Regions from separate parts of the Mus musculus genome. Here region 2 is linked to region 1. The links are chromatin loops, found by intact Hi-C in ENCODE. Cell type or tissue: left cerebral cortex. All regions are shown on one strand. Links, peaks and the distances in the headings refer to the core of each region. The heading gives the core; the rest is flanking DNA. Region 1 has its middle 10 kb from the start of Olfr459. Region 2 holds the start of Fam131b (family with sequence similarity 131, member B).

Region 1 (5,379 bases), core at 78-5,077:
CTTCTTCTTTTTAAGACAGGGTTTCACTGTGTAGCCCTGACTGTCCTGGAACTCAAACTGTAGAGCAGGCTGGCCTCGAACTCCGAAATTCGCCTGCCTCTGCCTCCCAAGTGCTGGTATTAAAGGTGTATGCCACCATGCCCGGCCTGGACTACTTCTTAATCTGAGCAGGGTAAGAATACAGAAAATGAGCTGAGGAAGTAAGCATGCATGCTCTCAGCCTCTCTGTGCTCTGGACTGTAGATGTGATGTTGTGATGCTACCCCAATTTGCTGCCTTGAGGGACCTTCACCTGGAACGTCAAGGAAAAGGAAACCTTTGTTCCTCCAAGTTGCCTTTTGTCATGATTTTTTCCACACTAATAGAAAGGAAATTATTAACAGGAGGCAAATGGGAATAGATGATGACTTTAGGGTTGGGTACCATGAGGCATCTATGGTTTTATAAGAAGAGTGAGACACAAGTGCACAGGTTTGCTCTATGTCACTGTGATGCATTCTGTCACAGCACAATGCAGGAAGAAGGTCCTTTCAGACACTAACTAGATATTTTAACCATATTCTTTGTGATCCCTTAACTCCTAGAACAATGAGCTAAATAAAGCCTCACTTACCAATTTACCCAGGCTTAGGTATTTCTTGTAAAATATAAAAACATTGTTAGTAGTATTAGATAGCCTGTCAGGAGGACAACGGAAAAACTGTAAGGACAGATATTGCTGAATTATATAGTCAGTAATTAAAGGGAACTCTTGGATACAGGTTATCATATTAGAAGGACATAATCACAATCTGGAAAAGAATGACAGTATCTAGTGACAAAAATTGACTGATCTCTTTATGTATATATGGATTATATTTTAATTCCTTCCATTTAGTTAAACATCGTGTGTGTGTGTGTGTGTGTGTGTGTGTGTGTGTGTGTGTGTATTTGAAGGGGAAACTGAAGAGGGGAGAAGGATCTAGAAAAAGAGGATGGTAAGTAGGTGTTAAGTCAACTTAAGGCCATAAAATGTGTAGAAGAGAGGGAAAAAAACAGAAAAAATGCACTCAGTCTCCCATTTAGAGAAGTTTTATCTACAGTATTTTAACTTACAGATTTTTAAACTTACAATGCTGTGATGCAATTTGCATCCAGTAGATATCACATTTCAGATTTTGAGTTGCCAATATGTGTTCAATGCTCTCTTATGCTGCTGTACAGTGAACAACTGATGCCCTAGTATCCTTGCTACACATTTGTTCTTGGTGCTGTGGTTTGTGTTTCTGCATCTCTTCATGTCTACCAAACACTCATCTATGTGTGTAAGAGGTAGTCATCAGATCAGTATGAAGTAGGCTTTGTGTTAGAAGATCTTGCTCAAATGTAGAGGAATAGAATGTGGATACATTTAAATTGGGCTTGGCTAAGCTAGGAAGTTTGCTACAATATAATATGTTCACAGTGGCCACAGGATGCTACTAATGTTAAGTAAATGTGTGGATATACAGAATGTGACTGACATGATGGAGAATAGAGAAAAGACGTTGGGCTGAACCTGAGATATTCAACTAGAATCTACTGTAGGGCAACTCTTATTTCTTTGGGTGCTGCTAGGTACAGTGACTAGAGATGATATGCAAAGACTTCTGCCTGAAGTAGTTTCTGCATTTAAAATGGCTTTAGAATCTATCTCATCATAAAATGGAGGATCGATAGTATTGTGTAGTACAAAGAATGACTCCCTCTAGAGCAGAACGGGAGATTTGAGGATATGAAAGGTGGATTCACAGAGGTTATATGAGTTAGTGAGGAATGGAATGAGGGCTTATGAGACAGCAAGAGCCCATGCAAACAAAATCCAGGGAGTATAAGCCTGGATGGCTTACAGTGGGACTGGAGAATAGGAGTGCCTGAGACTGCACAAGTGTGAACTTAGTGTGTCATGATTGTACATTGTCAGCATGGTTTCTAATACTCACAATGACTTGGTTAAGAAAAAATTTTGGTCTCCATTTTACAAATGGGAAATGGGGGCCTGGAAGTTAAGAAACACCTAAACACGAATTAAATTTAATTCAAGTGTGGCCAACACCAAAGCACATGTTGGTGCCTCCTAACCATTACCACTGCAACATGCTGACATATGCATGCACACACCAGGCATGGTCACATGTTAACTACCTGAGAGATGTCATCTGTTCTCTGACAAAACACCTTCTCTTTGGACATGTTATTGCTTTTGCAATTTTGCATTATCAAATATTTAAATGGATACAGATTATAACCTGTAACTGTGTGAAAGAGGGTGGCTCAGGATTTCTGACCATTGAGACAAGGAAACCTTCACTAAAGGATTTTGGTTGACACCCCCTTCTGTTATTTGCAGCCAGCCATGCTCTCTACCTCATACTAGTCCAGATTATCCTCCAATTTCCAAAGGCTCTCACAGTGTACACAAGCACTGTGAATGTTATGTCCATGTTAATATGTGGTGCACAGATGGACACAGTACACAGTGATGGAGAGACAAGAGACCTGAGACTAGACTGCTAAATTAGGATATGCCCAGAGCAAACCTGCTGTTTCTTTGGATGATGCCAATTACAGTGGCCAGAGGTGATATGAAAACACTTTGGCTGGAGGGAATTGCTGACACTAATATAATTTCCTCATGTTTATAAATTAGTTAACTGTAATAAATAATTATTGTTAGGGCCCATCTTCTAAAAAGCCAGAATCTACATGGGCACTTTGCCATCGCTCAGATCCCTGTCTTCCCAAAGGTGTGTCACCACTTCCACCTAGTGGTCACTATTAGTAATGCACACAGGATATCTGACCTCCCCTAGGCTGAACTGTCTGGAAGCTGTTAGGAAGAATGGGGCAGGGATTAGAGTAAATGTGCATTTCCAATGCTAGGGGAGCAAAAGAAAAAAAGAGAAGTGAGCACATTGGGGACACAAATTTTGAAAATTAAGAAGGATAAATTTCTGAAGCAATTTGAATTTCAAAAACTTGCTTCAGAGAAGTCCATGATTTTTTTCTCCTGTTTACATATAATTAATCAATTAATTGGTGTAAGTGTGTAAGCATGCCATGGCACACAAATAGAGATCAGAACAATTTTCAGCAGTTGTTTTTCTCCTACCATGTGAGTTCCAGGTCAAACTTAGGTCTTCAGTCTTGGTGAGCACCTTCAGCCATCTTTGTAGCCACATATGTCACTTTTTGAGAATGATAACAGTTATTTGTATGAGCCAGAAACTATGAATAGTTTTAAAATGAAGACTGTACTGAGCTACTGTCTGGAGAAAAATAAGTAGCAGAAGGTGTCTCATTGGTTCGTGTGGTAGCATAACCTTTCTCTGTGCGGCAAAAACCATACAGATGTGTCTTCTGATCTCCACCACAGCCATCTAAGTTAACCACCAGCAGTGGTCCAAAGTCATGGATTCTGCAAATGCAAATTCAACCACGCTCTGATGCAGAGCTCCCCTCCCGACAGTTGTATCTGTTCTGAGTACATGATGACTTCCTCTCATCACTGTTCCTGAAGAGCTATAGTATAACAGAAAGTGGGGAGCATCCCCCTCATAATACATATTAACTAGAGATGACTTAAAGTAACAGGGAAATAAAAATGGACATAGGAAGACATGTGTATGTCATATGCAAATACTACATCATTTTATATCAGAGATTTGAGTATTCATGGTTTTGCATCTACGGGAGACTTGGAACCAGTCTGCCAGAATTCAGTTATGGTCTGTCACATGTTATGAATAAAGAAAATAAGATAGACTCAAATAAAATCCTACATTCAAGCCCATTTATGAAGTAGAGGGCCAAGATGGGGTTCAAACTTGGTCGGACAACTCCTGATAGCACTCTGTTCACATGAGATTGCTTTTCTTTGATTCACATGTAATTATTTGTTTCAAGGATTATTCCATGTGTTTTGATGAATTATTAATAACTTTAAATGGTTTCCAAACAGTGCAAAAGTGGATGGAAAGCAGTTACTCTCCTGTCTCCTAACACTAATGGAGCCCCCTTTCCTTGAGGCTTGATCGGTCGTTCATGAGTTGCACACTTTTCTATAGTATCTCAGCAAGACTATGATAAAGAGATGTCAGCACAATGTCTCACACCTGCAATGCCAACTCTTGGGAGGCTGAGGCAGGAGGATGATGACTTTGAGGCACTCAGAGCTGGCTACCAAACAAATGCAAAAACAAAAATGATTCCATCTCCAATATTTAAAGAATTATAATTTTTATTTATGATAAAGTTACAGTGTGGATGAATTAAATTAAGCATCGAAATCAAAACTACCATGCATACCTAGACAAAGTTTTAAATTCAATCAGAATGGTTTTTAAAATAGACCATGTTAATTTATGATTCAGTTACTTGAAAGGTTTGGAGTTGCCACTAATGTAAGGCTTTAAAAATGACTGCTTCAATTTTCTCCCAAGCTCATTATATTCTCCAAACATCATTGCAAAGCTTCAAAAGCATTCGAAGCCTATCTCCCTTCTCTTTCTTTTATTAAAGATGCCCTTCTTATTCCCAGATCCTCTCTTGGTTATTAGATTGACTTGTAGCCAATCAAGTAAATTCAGCTAGGGACACATGACCTAAAGGGCGTCATCTCAATTCTCCAGTCCAGAGATCACTTGCAGTGATACCATACACAAGCTAGATGGCCATATCTTCAAAAAGTACACTTCAGTTTTAAAAATATGCCAAACTCTTTTCCACATGTTGTTTTGTGAGTACGAGTCCAGTTTTCACATGGACTGAATGTGAATCAGCTCCGTAGAGCTCAATTTTAAGTGCATTTTGCAAGAGGTCCCATTTTTAGCCAAGTCACAGCTGAGCTTTCCTGTTAGCTAATTAGTACTTGTTCTTAAATTGGGCAGCTCCAATTCAAGCTAGATGAGATGCAATTTATTTCTTCTCTACTCTTAAAACCATCTAAGCTGTAAAATTTATGTTACTCTGTTTTTCCTTTTGTCTACCAGAGGGTTAGTTTAGTTTCATTCTGAATAAGTCAATAGAACTCCTAAATTGCCACACAACCACCAAGTTATCTGCGGGGCTACACAATTTTGATGATCACCAAATTGGATAAACCCAAAGCACTGGAAGATACTTGTCTCTAAAGATTGCCATAATAGACTCAGCAGTTACAAGCACTTGTTCTTTTTGCAGAGGACCCGGGTTTCATTTCCAGCACCCACTTTATGGTTTTCAACTGTATGAAATACCAGCTTCATGGAATCCGATACCCTTTTCTGGCCTCTATAGGCACCAGGCACACATGTGATACAGAGACATACCTACATAATAGAATTACAAATAGAAAAGGTATTTTTCCTTCAACCACTGCCT
Region 2 (5,379 bases), core at 324-5,323, 560 kb before region 1:
TCTAGGGAGATAAAGGAGTTCACAGGGAAAGTAGTAATAGAGTAAAATGGTAGTTAAATGTAATCACAGTATATGTTCAAAAACCTCTCAAAATAAAATAATTACTATCATTGCCTTAACCAAAACAAAACCCAGGGCTTCGTGCATGCCTTGTTGCTTCTCAATAAAATCATTAAATAACAAATGTAAGAAGCAAATATAATTTTAAGTATACTTTTTAATGATTTCAAAAGAGTAGTAATGTAAAGAATATCATAGAAAAAGATCTCCAAAGACTGTTCTGTAATGCAAGCATCTGTGATTCTGACCGCTGATGAAGATACATTGGTGATGTAACACTATTGTGGTTTTCTGCTTATAGGGGTCGCTCAAGTAAAGGAAATGTTTCAGTTACCTGCTAGTGAATATTGATGTAGGTTTTTTTTTTTCCCCATACAAAGTTAATGGATTTTTTTTATTCTACCCATAGATCCTAGGACAAGAGTCTGCATAGTACACAGTACTGCCACTGACCTGTGGTTGTGTTCTTCTATCCAAGAGGTACCCCCAAGGGGCCACAGGCATGCAGTAGGAACAAGAGAAGTGATGAGATGGTTTCACCTTGGGATTCTGTCCCAAAGGGAACCAGTTAGGAAGTGCCACATGGGGGCACTCTGCCAGAGCCTTGTATTCTAAAACTTCAAATATGAGCCAATCAATATTAGGATTTTGCTGAGGGTCAAACTGTAAGTCTGTTTGAGGTAGAGTTGTGTAAAACATAAGTATTTCTCAAGAAATTCCATCAGTTACTTGGATAGAAAAAAAAACAACTGATGGAAGGCAGGAAGGATATGTATTGTTTTAAGCACAAACTAAAAACTAATCATTTTACTTTATAGCCCTGCTCTGACTTCCCATGGACTGCAGGCTGTAAGATAAGCTCTTTCCTGCCCAAGTTGCTTTCAGTCATGGTGTTTATCATAGCAGTAGATAGCAAACTAGAACTGCGGTTGTTGCTGGGAACTGAACCTAGGGCCTTGGATATTCTAGGCAAGTGCTCACCCAGGCCTTTTGTAAAATTTCCTTTTGCGATTAAGAGTCTCACAAAGTTAGCAGTGTTGTTCTTGAACTCTCTACGTAACCCAGCCATGACTGAACTCAATCTTTCTGCTCTGCCTCCCGAACAATTTATGTTAAGCAGATAACAAGTGTAAAAGCAGATGAAATTTTAAATATTTTACATATATATATATATATATATATATATATATATATATATATATATATGATCTATACTGTCAAATTGTCTTCCAGGAAGTTTGCTTTGGTTATGAAAACTGGAACTCATTAGCCTTGCCTCAAAAGATCCAGAGAATGGGACAGAATGCCCCATGTGCTGAGAAGTAACTGTCATTGCAGGGACCAGAAGGCAGCTGGGCAGATCAAATTCCCAGACCTTCTAAATTCACCTCCCAGATCTGCAGTTAGTGCCAGTTTCTGATAGAGTTTGCAAGTGGCCCTTCAAATCTGCGACTTGGATTTAATCCTTGAATTCATATGGTAATGCTATTTGGATACAAGGTCTTAGAGCAATAGTAAGGATTAGTGAAGGTCACAGAGGTTGGCACTAGAGGCTTTATGAAAGAGGCTGAAGCTAACATATTCATCCTGTCTCATCATATCATCTCCTCGAAGTGTTACAATGCATCAAAGCCCTTAGGACACTTGCAGCAGTTGCAAACACTAAGTTCTTGGCCTTTCCAGCCTCCAAACTTCCAATCTTTATAAACTTCCTGGTCTCAGGAATTTTGTTATAGTACCAAAATGAGCAAAAATATCTATCCTCTCCCATATCTTCATCTGGGATGTCATCAGACGTAATTCCTCAATCATAATCTAAATGTCACAAACTTACACGTGTAAGGCATGCCCTTTTTCTCTGCCTCAAACCCACAAGGCCTCCTGCCCCTCTTCCTCTCTAATCCCAGGAAAGAGACAAAAACCTATGGAAAACAAGCTGGCCCAGAATTAGTGTTTGCTTTTTGTTGTTACCATTGTTGTCAATGGTACCACCCAGACCCGCTTGCCCAAGGTTTGCAGTTACTGGTTCGACTAAGAGGAAATGGTCTCCTTGTCCTTCCTAGTGTGTCTTCTAGACTCTTCTTGCCAGTTGAAATAGTGCCTGCTGACTCTCCCAACTCAGATCTCCCTTTCCTTTCCCATGGGGCCCTTGGTGTAGTGCTGACCCTTCTCGGCAGGGGGCAGTATTCTCCCTTTTGCTGCTTCCGGACATCCACATAAAGCTCAGAAAAGTTAAATTCTGATTTAAAGCCATGTCTTGCGGCCGGTTTCCGATCCTGATATTTTCATTTCCCTACAGCTGCAATAGAATTATTCCCATTCTCCTCCCATCCGGACCCAAGCCTAGAGCTAGAATACTTGCACCATCCCCACACCCATCCCAAAACAGCTAGAGGACAGGGAAGCATCTCGCAGCATCCACTGGCAAAGACTTCACAATATGTTTGGGTGGGCAAAGCAACGCACGTGAAACGCCGGGCAACCAGAACAGCATCCAATCCCGATTCGTGCGTCCCAGATGCAGCATCAGGAAGAAAACAAATGTTTGCGGAATTTGGTACCCAAGGCCAAGCAGGGTGTTCTCTCATCTCCGCCCCACTTTCTCTCTCGGCCTTCTCACCCCGCAGCCCTCAAAGTCCATCAAGCATATCCTAAGGGTGGGCCCTGGCTTCCTGACCGGGCTCCTGAGACAAGCGGGTTATTATCCACATTCTCCATCAGCATCTCCCGGGAGAACTCAGCGGGGATGGCGAGGAGCTCAGGGGCGGGGGTTGCGAAGGACAGGCGGAGGGACGTGGTTGCAGCGCGGCGAGGGGCGCGGGGAGCGCGGTGCCCGGTCGGGGGCAGGGCGGGGAGGCTCTGCGCGCAGCCAATCCCCGAGCAGCCCCCTCCCCGGCCGCGGAGAGCTGAGCGGGGCGGGGGAGCCAGGCGGTGGCGGCGGCGGCAGCGGCGGCGACGGAGGCTGCCGTGGGGAGGGATGGAGAGGGGAGGGGGGAGCGGAGCCGAGCGGAGACAGCCGCGGCGCTGCAGAGCGGCTGGGGCGGCGGCGCGGTTCCCGGTGCTCCCCCCGGCGAGGGCCCCGAGTCGGTGAGGGCCGGGACCCGGCGGCCCCCGGAGCCATGGGCTGCATCGGCTCGCGGACTGTGGGTGGGTACCGCAGCCCGGCGCGGGTCAGGGGCAAGCTCGCCCCGGGGCGCTCCTCCGGCCCCCTCCCCCATCCCCATCCTTGCCCCTGGGGACCTCCCTCCGCGCCCGCCCGGCCCTGCCTCGCGCCTTTACTTTCCCTCCATCCGCTAAGGTCCCTCTATCCTTGTGCCCTCGCGCCTCCAGGGCTTCCATCCCTCTCAGCTCATAGCCTTCTCTCCATCGCCCTCCCGCAGGCGCGGTCCTTCCCTGGTAGCCTCTCCACAGCATCCTTCGCGGCTCAGTCGCTGTTCCCTACTCCCGATGGCCCCATCCCTCCACCTTCAGGCCATTCGCGTCTACTCTGCTGTAGCCAGAGCCTCCCCGAGCCCTTCTTTCGGGAGCAGCCCCTCTTCTCAGAACCTCCTCTCCAGCCTCATCCCTGACTTTCTTCCGCACGCCCCCTCCCATCTTCACCCTCTTCTCCATATGGCATGTGTGTTTTGCCCCCAACCATTTCCCTCTTGGTAGCCTTTTCCCGTCGCTCCTGCCTCCCCCCGATTTGCTTTGTTCACGTGCATTTTCCCTCTGGGGCGGGGGCGGGAAGAGCGTGTGCCACCGGGAGGGAATGGGTTCCACGCTTGGAGGGAATGGTCTTGGGCCGGGGTGCTCTGGAAGAGCCGTGGACTCAGGGAGGAGGTGGAGGTTTACCTCCCCGAGAGAGGTCGGGAGTCCGCTTCCCAGAGGGTGGGGTCCGCCTAGGAACCCTGGGACCCGCCTGCACCTGTCAGCGGGGGCAGGCGGAGCAGGGCCGGCTTTTTATTTACCTTTGGCAGGGGGAGGGAAGAAAGGCGCTTCCTTAATGGTCCTCTCCTTCCAGCCCCTGCCTTACTACCGCCCCCTACCCCCACCCTACGCATCCATTCCACTTTAGGGCTGAACACATTAGTACAGTCCTCTCCCAAACCCCCCAATTTTCCCCTTCCTAACTCCCAATTTCTCCCGCCTACACGCCCTAGTGACCTCAGGCTGAGAGAATAATTCGTATTATTATTACAAACAAACTACACTCTCCGGAAGCCTGATTTCTGAGACCCGGTTTATTTCCATGGAGACCCTCCTCTGCTTTTACCTCTTTCCCTGTTCTCCTCCCCTCCATCTCCCTGCCCCCTAAGGCTCTGACTCAGCTCCCCCTCTTCCTCAAAGGCCACCCCCTCCCTCCCCTCGCTCCCACTCTTCTCCGAGAGAGCTTGCTCTGCCTGCCCCATTACTGATAGGTCCAGATGTCTTTCTGACCTAGCCACAGGTCCTAGTCCTGTCTCTCATCGTTTCACAAGATCCCAAGAGAAGGCATAACAACTTTGGATGTGTGGCAGCCCAGCCCTACCTGTCAGTCCCTGGGACCGCCATCCCCTTTGTTTGTCGCCAGTTCTATTGCTGCATGCTGGATGCTTCTTCCTGCCCAAGACCTAGTCAGTGCACTTCTTTAAAAAAAGGGGGGGGGGGGGGACCTATGATCCTAAACCCAAAAAGCAAAAGTTCATGTAAGCAAGGGCGGATGGCTGCCACCCGATTATTCTTGAATCTCTCTGTAAATACTCAAGGAATTCTTCCCCAAGAGTTACAGAGGAAACCTTGCACTTAGGTCAGGAATCTCCCTCCTGGTTCCCGACTTTTTCACCAGTTCTCAAAGTGTCCTGTCCACCTCTGCCATTGTTTTCTGTCTTCTCACCTTAAATTTCTGTTCTTTTAGCTCTGAAATTATGAAGTCCTCTTGTTTCTTGTTACTATCTCTATTTCCTGAATCTATTCCCTGTCCCCCAAGAGAATTGGGCTCAAAGCATCCATCTCATCTTGGAGCCCTCTGGCTCTCTGGGAAACAGTCCTAAGTTTTCACCTCCCAGCTGCCTCTATCCCCAGTATCATCCTGTCAACCAAGTTCCTGCCGCTTAGGAAGGCCTTGAGGGAGGGGGAAGCCTCATTCCTCTCATCCCTCAAATATCAAGTCGAGTAGGTTCCCCTAGAAAGCTGTGTCCTTGTTTTTAGGGCAGTAATTGATGAGCAGTCTGGATCCAATAAAGACAATCTCAACAATTGCTCAGCACAGAATGGAGAATGGTTTTCCTGATACAGCTTGGTCTTTGACTCCCTCCCTCTCTGTGTAAACAACACCAGAAAAGGCCAGAAAGCTTTTTT

What was found. Hi-C counts contacts between places; a loop is a spot of excess contacts. Peaks named below come from ENCODE experiments on the same cell type or tissue, not always from the same donor. Only the 100,000 strongest peaks of a DNase experiment are listed, where the experiment ranks them.
Region 2: a loop joins it to region 1, with 2.7 times the contacts of the local background. A loop is called at or near these places in 7 of 42 quality-filtered maps.

What each region holds. Positions count from the first base shown.
Region 1 is chr6:41,759,297-41,764,675 of GRCm38, reverse strand. No RefSeq gene overlaps it. Among named protein-coding and RNA genes, the nearest start is that of Olfr459, 10 kb to the left of the region's middle. In left cerebral cortex, for the core only: CTCF peaks have their summits at 2,786 (motif pointing left) and 4,650; DNase peaks (open chromatin) are centred at 2,774 and 4,827.
Region 2 is chr6:42,322,270-42,327,648 of GRCm38, reverse strand. Fam131b (family with sequence similarity 131, member B) reads left to right here and starts at 3,009. Exons shown (of 7, transcript NM_029528.5): 1 at 3,009-3,207. The coding sequence starts at 3,180. In left cerebral cortex, for the core only: CTCF peaks have their summits at 645 (motif pointing right) and 2,240 (motif pointing right); DNase peaks (open chromatin) are centred at 2,246, 2,879, 3,538 and 4,045; H3K4me3 peaks cover 2,714 bases; H3K27ac peaks cover 2,037 bases.